Regions from separate parts of the Homo sapiens genome. Here region 1 is linked to region 2. Evidence: chromatin contacts called from ENCODE Hi-C or POLR2A ChIA-PET data. All regions are on one chromosome and are shown on one strand. Each heading gives the region's core, a stretch centred on a gene start or an enhancer-like site at or near the end of the contact. The rest is flanking DNA. Distances are from core to core; before and after follow the strand shown. Region 1 has its middle 17 kb from the start of MIR6080. Region 2 holds the start of LRRC37A3 (leucine rich repeat containing 37 member A3).

What was found. Hi-C counts contacts between places; a loop is a spot of excess contacts on that map. ChIA-PET counts read pairs that join two places held with the same protein, here RNA polymerase II (POLR2A). Pooled maps may share reads with other maps.
Region 1: a loop to region 2 is called in a pooled map, with 2.2 times the contacts of the local background. The contact joins the enhancer-like site here to the promoter of LRRC37A3 in region 2. A Hi-C loop is called at or near these places in 1 of 168 maps with a recorded cell type or tissue (MCF 10A) and 3 of 50 pooled maps. POLR2A ChIA-PET finds 5 or more read pairs at or near these places in 5 of 52 experiments (CD4-positive, alpha-beta memory T cell, K562, MCF 10A and 1 more).

The regions. Positions count from the first base shown.
Region 1 is chr17:64,796,620-64,799,319 of GRCh38, forward strand. It overlaps the pseudogene PLEKHM1P1. Among named protein-coding and RNA genes, the nearest start is that of MIR6080, 17 kb to the left of the region's middle. RefSeq lists an enhancer at 1,436-1,936. Within about 2 kb of position 1,277, at least 2 of the 41 ENCODE cell types and tissues checked have a DNase peak (open chromatin) inside an H3K27ac peak, as active enhancers do.
Region 2 is chr17:64,918,194-64,920,893 of GRCh38, forward strand. LRRC37A3 (leucine rich repeat containing 37 member A3) reads right to left here and starts at 1,285. Exons shown (of 15, transcript NM_199340.5): 1 at 1,238-1,285; 2 at 557-677. RefSeq lists silencers at 635-1,014, 1,085-1,174, 1,275-1,494 and enhancers at 1,110-1,610, 1,686-2,187, 2,188-2,687.

The DNA.
Region 1 (2,700 bases), core at 27-2,526, 120 kb before region 2:
CTAGCCACCTGCTCAGCCACCTACCTACCTGCCCATCCACCTAGCCACCTGCTCATTCACCTACCTACCTACCCATCCACCTAACCATCTGCTCATCCACCTAACCATCCACCTAGCCACCTGCTCATTCACCTACCTACCTATCCATCCACCTAGCCACCACCTGCTCATTCACCTACCTACCTACCCATCCACCTAACCATCCACCTAGCCACCTGCTCATCCACCTACCTACCTGCCCAGCCACCTAACCATCCACCTAGCCACCTGCTCATCCACCTACCTACCTGACCATCCACCATCCATCTATCTATCTAATCTATCAAATCTATTTTATCTATCTTTCTATCTATCATTTATCTGCTGGTGCCTTAAGCAGTTATGTTTGTAGCTGCAGGAAACCATCCTCAAACTCTTTCCTCCTGGGGACCAAGACAGCCACCGATAGAGCCCTGCCCAGGGCTGTGGACAGGCACCAAGCTTTTCTCTTGGTTAGCTCCCCCACGTCACACTGCCTGAACCAGTGACCCCAGCTTCCCTTGTTTAGAGGAGCCAAACTCCTCTAAACAGATGAACAGCAGCAGCAAAGAGGAGTGAACACCCCTCTGTCCCTCAGCAGCTGGGCTGCTGGGCTCGAGACTTACCGGGCGCTTGGTGAGGTCCCAGTTGTGGATGATCCTGGCCGGAATCACTGAGGCATCGTCTTGGTGGCAGATGTCACAGTAATAGAGGCCAGAGAAGGCACAGAGCTTGGGTCGTACAAAGGAGAAGCCGATCTGCCGGGAGCAGCCTGGGGAGATGGGTGGAGAGTGAGTGGTGTGGCCAGAGTCAGCTCCTAGTAACTTGGGAGCTGCTGTGGTGGAAAGGATCTGCTGGTTGATTTTTTTTTAAGGTAGGCACAAACACAAGAATAACCACCACTCGTATTTCCACCACTCAGAACTCCCCTACTAATTAATCTTTACAACAACACACTGTAAGAACTATCATTATTTTACAGCTGAAGAAATGGATGCTCAGAGAGGTTAGGAAATCTGTCTGGTCACATAGTGATGAAGTGGCATGGCTGGCATTCAGATCTGGGTTTGGCTGGTTCCAGAGCCTGAGTTCTGCTCCACTACCCCTTGCTGCCTGTGTCCGGTGTCCCCACTGCTGGCTTGGCAATGCCAGCCTCCTCTAGGTCCACCCCTCCACTCGGGCCCCATAATGGAAGCAGCAGAGTAGGGGCTGTGGCAAGCAGTGAAGTAGCTGGGGGACAGGGACCGGGGTCGGGGCTGGCAACAGGGAGTGGATGGGTAGCCAGCAGGGGGCAGGGGAGCGTGCACAGTATCTGATGCCTCGGGACTGTGGGGCAGGGCTGGCTTCAGCCCCCTTGGTTGGAGGTGTCTCCACAGCCGGGGCCAGTGGGAATGGGAGTGGGATGTGCCCTGGGCAAAAAGCAGAGGCCCTGACTCAAACCCTGAACATGTGCCGTAACTCCTCCAGGGGCAGGCAGAAGGGTCCCCGGGCCTTGGGACCAGAGGGCGGGCTCTGCTCCTCACCCGCTGCCTCACCCTGACCTTCACCTGATTTCTTCAAGGTTCCATTTCAGTGACTGTAAAATTCAGCTACTACCAGCTATTTTGTGGGGTTATTACAAAGCTTAAATGAGACAAGGTTCTGCAAGTACCCTGCAAATTATGAAATACAACCCAGATGCCAGTGGTTGGTGTCTGCCACTGAGCCATGCCTGCTGGGTAGAAAGGAAACCCAAACTCCCCGGTGGCACAGTCCCACCCGCTGGTGGGTGGCAGCCATGGTGAGAGTTGCCCCCGCAGCATTCACACCCACAGGCGAGGAACCCTTTCTTGCAAGCCCTGGAGTCCTGGCCCCCTCAGAGCCTGGCCTCCACAGGCTGAAGAGCAAAGTGTGAGTGCTGGGGCAGGCGGGGGAGAGGTCAAGCGAGGCTTGCAGGTGTTTTCTGCAGGAAGCTCTGTTCTGCCTAGCTTCTCCCATCCTCCCGGGGCCAACCGCAGACTGCTTCCTTTCAGACGCTTGAAACAGGCTTCCCTCCAGTCTGTGCCAACAGGACAGCTCCCAAACCAAGGCTCAGCTTCTTGCTCTGGCCTTCTGCAGCAGGACAACCCCCTCACAGGTCACCTAAGGGTCCCATGGTGATGGGATGCCATCTGCCTCTGGATGGTGGGGGGAGTGGGAGGAGCTAACAATGGAACATGGGCAGGGGGATGTCACTCAACCTTGAATAAGACCCTAGAGGGATGCCCTCTAGGGTCCTGCCTATGAGCAAAGGCTCTGGGGCCTGACTGTCAGGGTCCCATTTCTGCCTCTGGCCAGGCATGGTTGCTGATATCTGTAATCCCAGCACTTTGGGAGGCTGAAGCAGGAGGATCACTTGAGCCTAGGAGTTCAAGACTAGCTTGAGCAACAGGGGGAGACCCCATCTCTACTAAAACAAACAAACAAACAAACAAAAAAGGAAAATTCTGCCTCTGCCACTTACTAGCTGTGTGAGCTCAGTAGCAGACACCAACCAGGTACTTACCAGCTCTGTGCTTCAATTTCCTCCCCTATCAACAGAGATGATAATAGTAGCGCCTATCTCTACAGGGTTGTTATGAGACTTAAATGAGATAATCCAAATAAAGCAGCTGGCCCAGTGCCCAGCACAGAAGTATTAGATTTGATGATGAGGAAGACATA
Region 2 (2,700 bases), core at 35-2,534:
AAAAAAACTTAAACAGAAAAAAAATTGAAATAGGTGAATATACTCAACACATTAAAGGTCTCAAACCAACAGTTAACCATTAAATATCTGCAACAGTTCCATTAAATTGGGATAGCATACTAAGATGCCTATCATTATAACTAACATTTGACATTGTTTTGGAGGAGGTGGTAGGGAATGCAATTTTTTTCTTTTTTCTTTATTACCCAGGTTCCCATCAATGGTAAAGGCAATGTAATTTGAAGAGAAAAAGGAGACATAAATATAAGAAAATCAGATGTGTACATGATTCATGTTTGCAGATGACAAAACTTTATTCCTAGAATAAAGTTATTCCAATCAAAGCAAAAGCTACAAGAAACAATTAGAAAAAAGAATAGGTGGCTGAATTCAAAATTAATTTTTTAAATTAATGAGTTTTCAACTAGAAGCCCCCTAGCAGAGCAGGTATTTTCATAGACAAATTAAAGATTAAATAAGATATCATGGCATAAGTGAAAATATTTAACAAATAAATTATACTTCATCCAATTTTGTAAAAAATACATACATATACCTGTGCCAGGTGCAGTGGCTCACGCCTATAATCCCAACACTTTGGGAAGCTGAGGCGGGCGGATCGCCTGAGCTCAGGAGTTCGACACCAGCCTGGGCAACACGGTGAAACTCCATCTCTACTAAAAAATACAAAAAATTAGCTGGGTGTGGCAGCGAGCACCTGTAGTGACTACACCACTTTGTTGACGGCCGTCCGGACCTGCAGCTGTCCGGGCCAGGTGGCTGCCCCCGCCTCCCCCCGGCCGGGGCGCTGGTGCTGGGGTGGGGCTGGCGGCGGCGGCGGCTTTCTCCGGCTACTGCTGCCCCCCCTGGGCGAGCTCAGCCGCGTCTTGGGCGCCACCTCAGCCTGGGCGGCGGCCCACCTGCCCCGGCTGCTGCCGCGGTGCCGCGAGCGGAACCCCGGATGGGTCCGGACGTGGGCGGCGGCGGCGGCGGCGGGGCCGGGGCGCAGCGCTCCGCAGAGGGAGCCGCGGGCTGCTTGGTCGGCCTGCCCCGCCGGCCCCTCATGTTGGAACCGAGGCGGAGGGAGAAGGGAAAGCGGCCGGGAAGGGGCGGGCGCAATGGGCGCAGTGGGGGCGGCCGGGGCCGGGTGGGGAGGCCAGAGGGGCAGGGCAGGAGGGGCCCGGCCTGCGGAAGCGGTTGGAGGGAGAAGGCTCAATCCGAATGGCTGGGGCCTCACTGCGGATCGCCTTCAGCCGCCATCTTGTTTCTTCCGTTACCGGAGCGCGGTCACGTGAGCTGAGCAGCCTACGAGCCTGGGACGGGGCGAGGTGGCGCGGCGGCCGCTAGGGGGAGCGCGGGAGCATTGAGTCGGGGGCGGAGAGCCTGGGGCGCCGGGGCTGGGCGCAGCGCGGCGCGGCTGGACTCCGGGCGCGGTGGCGCCGTTGAGAGAGACGCGCAGCTCGCGAAATGCCCCGCGGCTAAGGCCTTCGGAGACCATAGTCTCCGCGGACCCCTGGCTGGAGCCCAAAGCCGGCCGGACCTCCTCCCTGCGTCTCCCCTTCCGCGGCTCGGAGAGGAAGGCAGGAGAGCCCCCAAATATTCCCCTCCCGCCCCCTAGGGAAACTGAAGCTGAAAGAGCCAGCGAAAGAAAAAAAAAGTCTCGGAGTGGGGCGGCCCGAGCGACCTAAGGGACGGGGCAGCGCCAGCGACCGAGGGAAATTAGTCGGGGTGGGGGAACAGGGAGACAAGCCCCCAGAATTTAGGAAACTCCTAAATTCTACTAAAAATACAAAAATTACCTGGGCATGGTGGCGGGTGCCTGTAATCCTAGCTACTGAGGAGGCTGAGGCAGAAGAATCGCTTGAACCCCTGAGGTGGAGGTTGCAGTGAGCCAAGATTGCGCCATTGTACTCCAGCCTGGGCTGCAAGAGTGAGACTCCTTCTCAAAAAATAAAATAAAATAAATCAAGAAAAGTCTGGAAACCATGCCAACTGGTGAAATGAATAAAGAAATAAATGTTGTCTGGACTGAGTGGCTCACACCTCTAATCCCAGTACTTTGGAGGCCGAGGCGGGCAGATCACTTGAGGCCAGGAGTTCAAACCAGTCTGGGCAACATGGTGAAACCCTGTCTTTTCTACAATTGCAAACAAATTAGCCGGACGTGGTGGTGCATGCCTGTAATCCCAGCTACTCGGGATGCTGAGGCCCGAGAATCGCTTGAACCTGGGAGGCAGAGGTTGCAATGAACTAAGATAACGCCACTGCACTCCAGCCTGGGTGACAGAATGAGACTAGGTCTCAAAAAAAAAATTATAATTCAGTAACATAGTCAGTTACAAGATAAACATTGAGCCTGCCTCCTAGGTTCAAGCGATTCTCATGACTCAGCCTCCCGAGTTGCTGAGATTACAGGCGTGTGCCACCATGCCTGGATAATTTTTTGTACTTTTAGTGCAGACGGTGTTTCACCATGTTGGTCAGGCTGGCCTCCAACTCCTGACCTCAAGTAATCCACCCACCTCAGTCTTCCAAAGTGCTGGGATTACAAGCGTGAGCCACTGTGCCCGGCCTCAATTTGGGTTTTTATGGAAGCTTCATTACAGAGTCATTAATGATTACACCGTTGGCCGTTGGTGGTCAGCTTAACCTTCAGCCTCTCTCTCTTTCTCAGAGGTTGAGAGTGGCACTGAAAGCCCT